Regions from separate parts of the Homo sapiens genome. Here region 2 is linked to region 1. A link is a loop called in an ENCODE intact Hi-C map of the cell type or tissue named here. Cell type or tissue: mammary epithelial cell. All regions are shown on one strand. Region 1 overlaps CDK5RAP2 (CDK5 regulatory subunit associated protein 2). Region 2 overlaps MEGF9 (multiple EGF like domains 9).

What was found. Peaks named below come from ENCODE experiments on the same cell type or tissue, not always from the same donor. Only the 100,000 strongest peaks of a DNase experiment are listed, where the experiment ranks them.
Region 2: it touches region 1 in a loop (10-fold over the local background); 2 of 110 quality-filtered maps call a loop at or near these places.

The regions. Positions count from the first base shown.
Region 1 is chr9:120,529,242-120,534,241 of GRCh38, forward strand. It overlaps CDK5RAP2 (CDK5 regulatory subunit associated protein 2), which reads right to left. Exons shown (of 38, transcript NM_018249.6): 8 at 737-899. Among named protein-coding and RNA genes, the nearest start is that of CDK5RAP2, 48 kb to the right of the region's middle. In mammary epithelial cell, a CTCF peak has its summit at 2,632 (motif pointing left); DNase peaks (open chromatin) are centred at 2,640 and 3,400; H3K27ac peaks cover 2,313 bases.
Region 2 is chr9:120,610,204-120,615,203 of GRCh38, forward strand. MEGF9 (multiple EGF like domains 9) reads right to left here. Exons shown (of 6, transcript NM_001080497.3): 4 at 2,193-2,336. Among named protein-coding and RNA genes, the nearest start is that of CDK5RAP2, 33 kb to the left of the region's middle. In mammary epithelial cell, CTCF peaks have their summits at 1,011 and 2,215 (motif pointing right); a DNase peak (open chromatin) is centred at 1,258; H3K27ac peaks cover 2,628 bases.

The DNA of each region.
Region 1 (5,000 bases):
TGTGAACATACGACATGCAGCAGCTACTCCAACAAGAATGGAAGGCCTGGACTAAGACCTACCTGCACTTCCCTGGCCTGCCCAACCTCTTCAAAAGAGCTTGCTGGGGAGGCCGCCTAGGGCGGGGGCAGGAGTCCAGGGAGGCTTTGGGGTCAGCTACTAGCAACCCATCTCTTGGAACCTGGAAAAATGTAACAATTCCTCTGAGCCTGAGCCCGTTTCTAAACGTGACAAGGAGACCATGAGCTCTACCTTGCCAGGTGGCTGGGAGGATTGAACGAGATGGTATACTGAACCCCTCCCATACTGCTAAGCCCGATACGAGTTAGTCCTCTTCCCACCCTACCTCTCAAGTTGCAGACCAAAGTTGGCCTCACACCTACTTCTAACCAAAAAGGCAAGATGGAAAACAATGCACCACAACTGTATCCTAAGAAAACCCAAAGGATGAAAATAAAGTCCCCAGGTAACAACAAATCAACACATGGTAAAACAGAGGTAAGCAGGTAGGGACTGGTTTTCTTTAAGCAACTCTTTATAGGAACAGGAGACTAAGAAGGAAAAAGAATGCCAGGGCCCCTGACAAAGGCAGTTTCTGCTCACTCCTCAGCTGACAGGGGACTCATATTTAGAAGCAGGCTGTGTGTGAACCATGAGGACCGAATGCGCATTCCATCTCCCACAGAGGAGTCTGGTTGGCTAATTAAAGCCCCCTCTTCATGTCCTGTCACCTCACCTCAGTTTCTCTCTCCTTTTCTTCCCTTGGAGCAGCACAAAGTCCTCGGAGCTCTCCAGATGACACATTCTCATCAGGACATGCCATCTGAGATTTCTCCTCTTTAAGGCACTGAATTAAAGCTTCTTTGCTCTTCAAAGACAGCTTCAACTCCTCAATCAGTCTAAAAGAGAACAAAATTTAAATATTAATTCTAAGCTGTTCTCTTAGCTCAGTGGAGCTGGAGGAGGAAGGAAATGGGGCCAGATATCTTCAAAGTAGACATATACAATGGCTGAACACAAACAGAATCACATTTTGCAGGTAGGAGATTAAGCGTCAGAATTCGTGTGACATTAACTGGTCCCCTGCCTGCCTCCAGCCTGGCTCCAGTCAATTCAACTCTGAGCTTCTGGACTCTAGCCAAGCTGTGCTCCTGTTCAAATACCTTCAACGGTCCCCACCAACAGCAGTGGACTACTAATTTCTTTGGCCAAGAAATCCTCTCTCCAAAAGATATGTCACTGAAACCTAAGCAAACAAAACCAATGAAGCAGAGCTGTTCCGATAAGTGTGGAAAAAACGGAATGTCTTGCCAAGACTTCTCAGGGCAAAGTTTAAAAACACTGACTTTCAAGATAAAACCAACCCAAATATCCAACAATGACACACTGGATTAAGAAAATGTGGCACATATACACCATGGAATACTATGCAGCCATAAAAAAGGATGAATTCATGTCCTTTGTAGGGACATGGATGAAGCTGGAAACCATCATTCTCAGCAAACTATCACAAGGACAGAAAACCAAACACTGCGTGTTCTCACTCATAGGTGGGAATTGAACAATGAGAACACTTGGACACAGGAAGGGGAACATCACACACCAGGGCCTGTTGTGGGGTGGGGGGAGGGGGGAGGGATAGCATTAGGAGATATACCTAATGTAAATGACAAGTTAATGGGTGCAGCACACCAACATGGCACATGTATACATATGTAACAAACCTGCATGTTGTGCACATGTACCCTAAAACAAAGTATAATTTTTAAAAAAAAGGAAAAAATAAAAAAATAAAAAACGGTGAAACTCCTTCCCAGGCATTCCAGGTCCTAGGTCTTAGGGCCTACCAGATCAGAGGGCCCTGCCGACAGCTTCAGTCTCATCTCTCACGGGAAACCATCACCCTCTCCATCTCCACTCAGTAGCCTCACTTTCAGTTCTCTCCCGAAGCCAGACTGTTTCATGCCTCTACACCTTTGCTCGTGCTATTCCTTCTACCTAAAATGCCCTTCCCCACCCTACCCCCGCCTCACCCCCACCTCTACCTGACAAACACCCATTCATCCTGCCAAAGCTAATTAAGCTCCCCTCCAGGAAGCTTTGCTACCTGCACCCCTAGTGCCCCACTCAGGAACAGCTGAACACATCCCTCTCTGGGCTGTGTTATCAAATAACACAATATAATTACCAAATTATCCCATATCAACTGCCCCTTGGCCATGGCAAGTAATTCCATCTCTCTGAGCCTGTGCCTCCTCAGCTACAAAATAGGGGTGACTTGTGATTGTGGACCAGAGACAAGCTATTTAAAACAATCTTGCACTGCTCCTGGAATATGGTGGAACTCAACAAATGACAGTTGTTATAATTATTACTTTTTTTTTTTAACATGTAACAATTAGCATTTTGTCAGAAGACCCTCAGAATAGCCTTTCTGCAGCTAAACCAAGAAAGCAACTTAGTTTGGGAGAAAGAAGAAAGATTTTGCAGTCAGACAGAGCTGCCCTAGTGAAGCACAGCTTCCTGGGATGAAGGTAAAGAGGGAGACAAAGGTAACTAAAGCACCTAGCAATGCACTAGGAGACAAGGTGCCAGGCAGCACCAGTGCAATGCCCCAGAAAACCTGGAAAGAGGTGTAAGATTGCCCTCTAGGGGCTCAACTTTGAAATCGTCACATAATCAATGGGAGAGGTAGTCACCGAACTATATACACTTAAAATTGAAGCACTGTGTTGTATGTAATTTATACACCAATAAAACTGAATTTTTTTTTTTTTTTAGTTACCTTAAAGCAAGTTCTACATAGAGAAAAGAAAAAGTAGGCAGGCCTGGTGGGGACTCCTGTGGCCAAGCTGGAGCACCAAGCCCATCTAAGGGGAGGGGTAGCCTCAATCCAGCAAGATGATACCCAGGGCTGCCAATCTCCTAGGTTTTAAACAGAAGGTGGAAATCCAGACTTCTGCATGAAATTCAATTTTTTACATACTGGCAACTAATTCACACTTTAAAAAATACTGTAAGCCAAACAGATCATATCTGTTGGCATATTTGATCTGCAGGACTTCCCAGTATTAACTGCCTTAAAGACACAGAGCAGCTCAAAGGCCAGATTGAAGACAATAAAGTAGCTAAAGCATGCACCTTTAAAAAGGGTGGTGGGAGCCCAGAAAGATATTGGCAGAGTCCATCCACGTGAGGGGTCCCTGGGCCCTAAAGATTCAATACCTTGCCCTGCCCAACAGTGAGTCAATCTGTGTCGCAGATCTGGATCCGTCTCACCAGGGCAAAACCAAGGACTCTGGCTCCAGTTTTCTGCTAACCATCTGACCTTGACTTAGCTTCCTAGGCAGGCCTGCCTTCAGGGAGGGAACACGCTGATCCTACACACCCAGGAAGGTTTCACCACAAAGAGGGCCACACCCTGAGCAAAAATCCAGAGCTGGCATCTGACTGCTGCACTGATCTCTGGGAGTGCGCCTGGGACACAGCTATCCCTGAGAGACAGCTGCATTCATAGGACTGACATGTTGGGTTTTGGTGCCTCTCCAGTCAGACCTATGGGAAATCCCAGGAAGATGCCGCCTTTAGCAAAGCTCTGATCCGACATCCATGGAGACTCTACCACCTAGAACACAGTAAGTACTTGATACACGTTAACCCTTCCCAAAGTCCCCCTTCCAAAAAAAGATGAGCAATTAAGCTTCTGTGGCACATGCTAACAGGACCACTCTCCTCTAGGATCACCTTAAAATGTGCCAGGCTCTGTACCTTTACGTGCTGTTCTCTCTGCTAGGCAAAGCGTCCTCACCCAACTCGCAGGACTCCTTGTCTGACAAGCCCTCCCCATTCCACGCCCAGGCAGAGCTGATCACACCTTGCTTTTGTCACAGCACGGAACCCTGGGCTCACCTCTATCACGGCATCAATCACGACATATATTTTTTTTAACATCTATCCCCTCCCACACTGAGAGCACCATAGAAGCAGGACAACGTTCAGCCCTGCATTCCCAGCACGCATTCCCAAGGCCACACTCAGTAGTTGGTTAAGGAATGAATCTATACTTCCTCTAATTCAAGCTTTAATTCATACACCCAACCACATCCTAGACTCTACTCACTGAAGCTCACAGGCCCTCAAACCCAACATGTGCCAACTGAAGGTATCATCTTCCCTCTCCCTCCACCCAAAAACATTTCCTCTTTTTCCTTTTCCCCCAACAAAATTCAATAAATTGCACCACCCCACAGCTGCTCATGTTCAAAACCTGGGCAAGGGCCAGGCACAGTGGCTCATGTCTGTAATCCCAGCACTTTGAGAGGCCGGCAAATCACCTGAGGTCAGGTGTTCAAGACCAGCCTGGCCAACATGGTGAAACGCTGTCTCCACTAAAAATACAAAAATTAGCCAGGCTTTTTTGGTGGCGGGCAACTGTAATCCCAGCTGCTCAGGAGGCTGAGGTAAGAGAATCACCTGAACCTGGGAAGCTGAGGTTGCAGTAAGCCAAGATCACGCCACTGCACTCTAGCCTGGAGGACAGAGTTAAGACTCCATCTAAAAAAAAAAAAAAAAAAAAAAAAAATGCCTGGGCAAGGGTGTGTCACTGTAGCTTTTCCCCTTATCCCCCAGATCCAGTCAGTCACCAAGCCCTTCAAGCCCATCACATCCACTCTACCTTCTAGCCTGTTCTCCTCCATTCCCAGCTCTGTCACCTCCACTTTGGTCACCATCAGCTCTTTCCTGGATTTCTGCATCAGCCTGAGAACCAGTCTTCTACCCAGCCCCAGTGTCAATCCATTCCCCAAGGGCAGGCAGAAAGACCTTTCTAAATTTAAATCTGATCTTGTCATTCCCTGAAGCCCCACCTTTAACTCTTCAGTGGCTTCTTGTATGCCTTTAGGATAAAACTCAAATTCTTCAATAAGGTCCATGTCACCTCCCCAGCTTCCCTCTCCTCACCTCTTCCCCACTCCTTTCCAGAACACAGCACTCAGGCCAGG
Region 2 (5,000 bases), 81 kb after region 1:
TAGTGAAAAGGCATATATTCCTTGTTCTCAATGAAGTTACAGCTTACAACAGTACCATATTTTACAGCATTTTTGTACTTCAACAACTATAGCAACAATAATCTAAAGAATTCCTGATGAAATAGACTGAAGGACTGAAATTAAGGTTTGTGAAAGCCTTTCATGCCTGTCATGGGCAGACCAACTGGACCTCAAATATGACATTCAATGTGCTGCCTGATGTTTCACTCCTTCTGCCTTATACTTTGTTTCTGCCATTCTTAAGTAGTTTCTTGATCAAATAAGCTGTTTTAAGATTTCTGTACCATTGTTCCTACTGATATTTTTATCTGAAATGTCCTTCCTTCTCCTGTCTACCTGCTAAATGCAGACTCCCATCACGAGACTCAGCTTTTATGTCACATCCTCTCTGAAGCCATTGCTGATATTCCCCCACTCCAGGCAAAGTAATTATTCCCTCTTGGTGCATCCACTATACATAAATACATGATATTGCACTGTAGTACGAGAGCTTGAGGGACAGGATAATTTCCTACTGGGAGGTATAGAAAAGTCTTCATGAAGCAGGTAACATTTGAATTGGGCCTTGCTAAGAAGGTCACCATCAAGAAAGCAAAAAATTAAACCACAAAATAGAAAAAATATTTATAAATCATATATCTGTTAAGGGACTTGTATCTAGAATATATAAAGAATTATTTCAACTCAATGATAACAAGATAAATAATCCAAATTTTAAATGTGCAAAGGATCTGAACAGACATTTCTCTAAATATATGAATGAACAATAAGCACATAACTAGCCATCAGGAACATGCAACTTAAAACCACAGTGGAATACCACTTCATATCTACTAGGATGGCTATAATTATACAAAGGCAGATAGTAAGTGTTGGTGAAGCTGTGGAAAATTTGGAACCTACATACAGGGTTGGTGAGAATGAGAATGCAAAATGGTGTACTCATTTTGGAAAACAGTCTGACAGCTCCTCAAGAGGATAAACATAGTTACTACAGGACCCAGGAATTCCACTCCTAGGTATACACTGAAGATAAATGAAAATATATGTACATACAAAAACATGTATACAAATGTTCACAGCAGCATTATTTGTAATAGCTAAAAAGTGGAAACAACACAAATGTCTATCAATTGATGAAGAGAGCAATGAAATGGGGTATAACACAATAATATATTATTTAGTAACAAAAAGGAATGAAGTACTGAGACATGTTATAACATGAATGAACTGAAAATACTATGCTAAGTGAAAAAAGCCAGACACACAAGGCCATGTATTGAATGACTTCATTTGTATGAAATGTTCAGAATGGGCAAATCCATAGAGCAGAAAAAGTAGGTTAGTGGTTGCCTAAGGCCAGAGGAAAAGGGAGTAATTGCTAATGATTATAGGATTGTTTTTTAGGTCCTTTTGTTGGGGGAGGTGATGAAAACTTCTAAAATTGATTGTGGTCATGGTTGCAAAACTTTGAGACTATGTACTAAAAAAACTGAATTTTGCATCTTAAATTGTATGAAATGTGAATTACAGCTCAACAAAGCTATTATTTAAACAGACAGGGAGAAAAGAAAGGAAAGAAAGAAAGAAAAGAAAAGAAAAGAAAGAAAGGAAGGAAGGAAGGAAGGAAGGAAGGAAGAAAGAGAGAGAGAGAGAGAGAGAAAGAAAGAAAGAAAGAAAGGAAAAAATTCAAACCAGCACCACCCAGCTAAGCTGCTTCGAAAGTCCTAGTAGAAAATATGTGAAATAATGAATGCTTACTGTTTTAAGCCACTAAATTTTAGGGTAATAGGTTATTTAGCAATAGATAACTAATATATATATCAGGATTAAATGAGTCAACTATATTTATTAGATTGCAATTAGTCAACATTATTCGGTATCTAGGAGGAACTAATTAGTAAATGTTACCTTGAAATAGGTGAGCAAAAGTTGCTCAGTCTTGAAGTTCCTGCATTAACTCATTATGCAGGTTTTTAGACACTTTAAGTCTCATTCACATATATATATATTTGGATTAGATTATAAATTCCTGGAAAGGAAAACTTTTGCTGTTTTTATAACTCCCTTTCACCTATAGCATCCAGAACTTTATTCATCAATGCAACTTATACCTATTGATAACTGATTTTTTTTTCCCTCTAAAATGAAAAGTTAGAGAAAGGCCTTACTTATAGAGCAGCTGCCTGTAGATGTCACTGCTGAACAAGGGCAGCGAAGACATTCTTTAGTGGCATCAGGACTCTGATAAAATCCTTCTTTACATTCTTCACAGTGATTTCCTTTGCTATTTTCCTGGCAGTTTAAACAAGCACCTAAAAGAAGCAAATTATTTTTAAAAGTTAAAGATTTACCTTGAAAGCCAAGTAACTTTCAAAAATCATGCCTGCAACAAAAAGATCATAAGAAAAAGAAAAACTAATAGGGATTGGATAGAGTTAATTTCTACCCCACCTGATTTCTATACTGCCATGTCTATGAATTGTGTCCCCTACTAGATTGTAAGCTCCTTAGGGAAAGGTGGGATACAAGATTAGTGGCTCAATAAATCCTTGCTGGTTAATCTGATTACATACCAAAAGTAGCAACTATACGCCAAGGAGAAAACAAAAACAATCCAAATACATATTAATAGAAGAATAGATAAATTGTGGCATTTTCATAAATGAACTAATCATACATGCATGAACATGCACAAATCTTTTTTTTTTTTTTTTTTTTAGAGATGGGGCCTCCCAAGTGGCTGGGACTACAGGAGCATGCCATTACACCCGGCTAATTTTTAAATTATTTTATGAGACAGGATTTCACTGTGTTGCCCAGGCTGATACTGAACTCTCAGCCTCCAGTGATTCTCCTGCGTTGGCCTCCCAAAGTTTTGGGATTACAGGCATGAGCCATTAGATTAGCCACCCAGCCTAAATCTTAAAAAGAATGTTGGTTGAAAAGCAAATTGGGGAATAACACATACAGAAAGAGAATACTTATTAAAATTTAAAAACCACACTAAGCGCACTAAGCAAATGGATACAGAGTACACTAACCAGATGGATATAAACATGAGGTAAAAATTAAAATGTGGATTGCGAGGGTATAGGGGAATTTTACACTCTGCTTGTCTCTGTGGAGGGAGGGGGGTAAAACAGGACTACGGAGGAAAAGAGGACCTCAACTTTATTGAAATTTTCTATTTCAAAGATGTAACTATATACATATATATATAAATATGAAGCAAAATGTCAAAATGTTAATCTTTATTATTAATAATTCTGGGTGTGAGTGCATGGATATTTGTTATATTATTCTCCATAGCTTTATATATTTAAAAATTTAAAGTAAAAATAAAAACAATTAATAAAGAAAAGAAAAAAACAAAACAAAGTTAGGTTTTGTAATAATACTCCCTTGGCACTCTATTAGTAAGGATGTTCTACAGACATGGAAGCAGCATAACATTTGAAAATACAAAATGAGAAAGTGTAACATAATTTACATTCCTTCCTTATGGGGCCAGGAAGATTCAAAGGGACACTCAGAACTACTATTATGGAAATTAGTGAGTAAATTCTACATAGAAATCTAGGAAGATAATGACATTTTACAAAGTAAGCTAACTACAGTCCAATGCTAAAACTATTCGTAAAAGTCTTGATTTCTTTTCCTTACTAGCAGAAATATTTTTAAAAGGGGAGAGAGAATAAGGCTGTGAAATAAAATGGTCTCACAACTGAAGCAAAACTTGAAAAAAACAAAAGAATGAAAATGTCATCAACCTACATGTTAAAAAGCTCAATTTTTTTTTTTTTTCTTTTGAGACGGAGATCACTCTGTGGCTCAGGCTAGAGTGCAGTGGCATGATCTCTGCTCACCACTCACTGCAACCTCCATCTTCAGGTTCAAGTGATCCTCCTGCCTCAGCTTCCCAAGTACCTGGGATTACAGGCGCATGTCACCACGCCTGGCTAATTTTTGTATTTTAGTAGAGATAGGGTTTCACTACGTTGGCCAGGCCGGTCTCGAACTTCTGACCTCAAGTGATGCGCCCATGTAGGCCTCCCTAAGTGTAAATCTCAATTCTTAACTGACTACAGCAAAATTCCCCCAAACTTCATAAATTTATTGTGAAAGATACCTTCAAAAGTTTATGTGAACACTTAACATTAAATCAAACTTGTATGTAAATATCATCATTTTCAATCATGTAATTGTAAAGGCCTGATAGTGTTAATGACATTTTTCCCACATAACAAAGTAGTATATATTCATGCTGTGGTAGACACTTTAGGTACTGGCTTCTTTCAGATCTTCTTGTATCATGATCTCTCTTTAGCTATGTATCTTTGTGACAATAAAAAACAGCTGAAAAATACATACTAGGAAACTGGAGTTTTGCTCTAAAAATAAAACAATTTTAAAAGTTAAACTGTTCCTCAGGTTGGACACGTCAAAACCTGCATTATGTGTGAAATCTGTCTACCTACTCTCCCCCTATTAAAAATGTTCAATACAAAGAATTTTTAAGAGAAAAAGTTCTGATAAAGTGCTAAGCTTTAATATAAAAAATACCTGAAAAAAAAAAAGCTAACAGTTCCATAGTAAAATTTGGATGTTCAGGGTAAGATGCAGTCCAATAATAAGTCCTTTGTGCATAGCTGATGTGACAAGAAAAGGTCATGTTGCTACCCTTTATATACATATATACATACATACATATATATATGTATATATGTATATGCCAGGCATGGTGGCTCACGCCTGTAATCCCAGCACTTTGGGAGGCCAAGGCAGGTGGATCACCTGAGGTCAGGAGTTCGAGACCAGCCTGACCAACATGGTGAAACCCTATCTCTATTAAAAATACAAAATTAGTCAGGTGTGGTAGTGCATGCCTGTAATCCCAGCTACTCAGAAGGATGAGACAGGAGAATCACTTGAATCCGGAAAGCAGAGGTTGTGGTGAGCCGAGATCACACAATTGC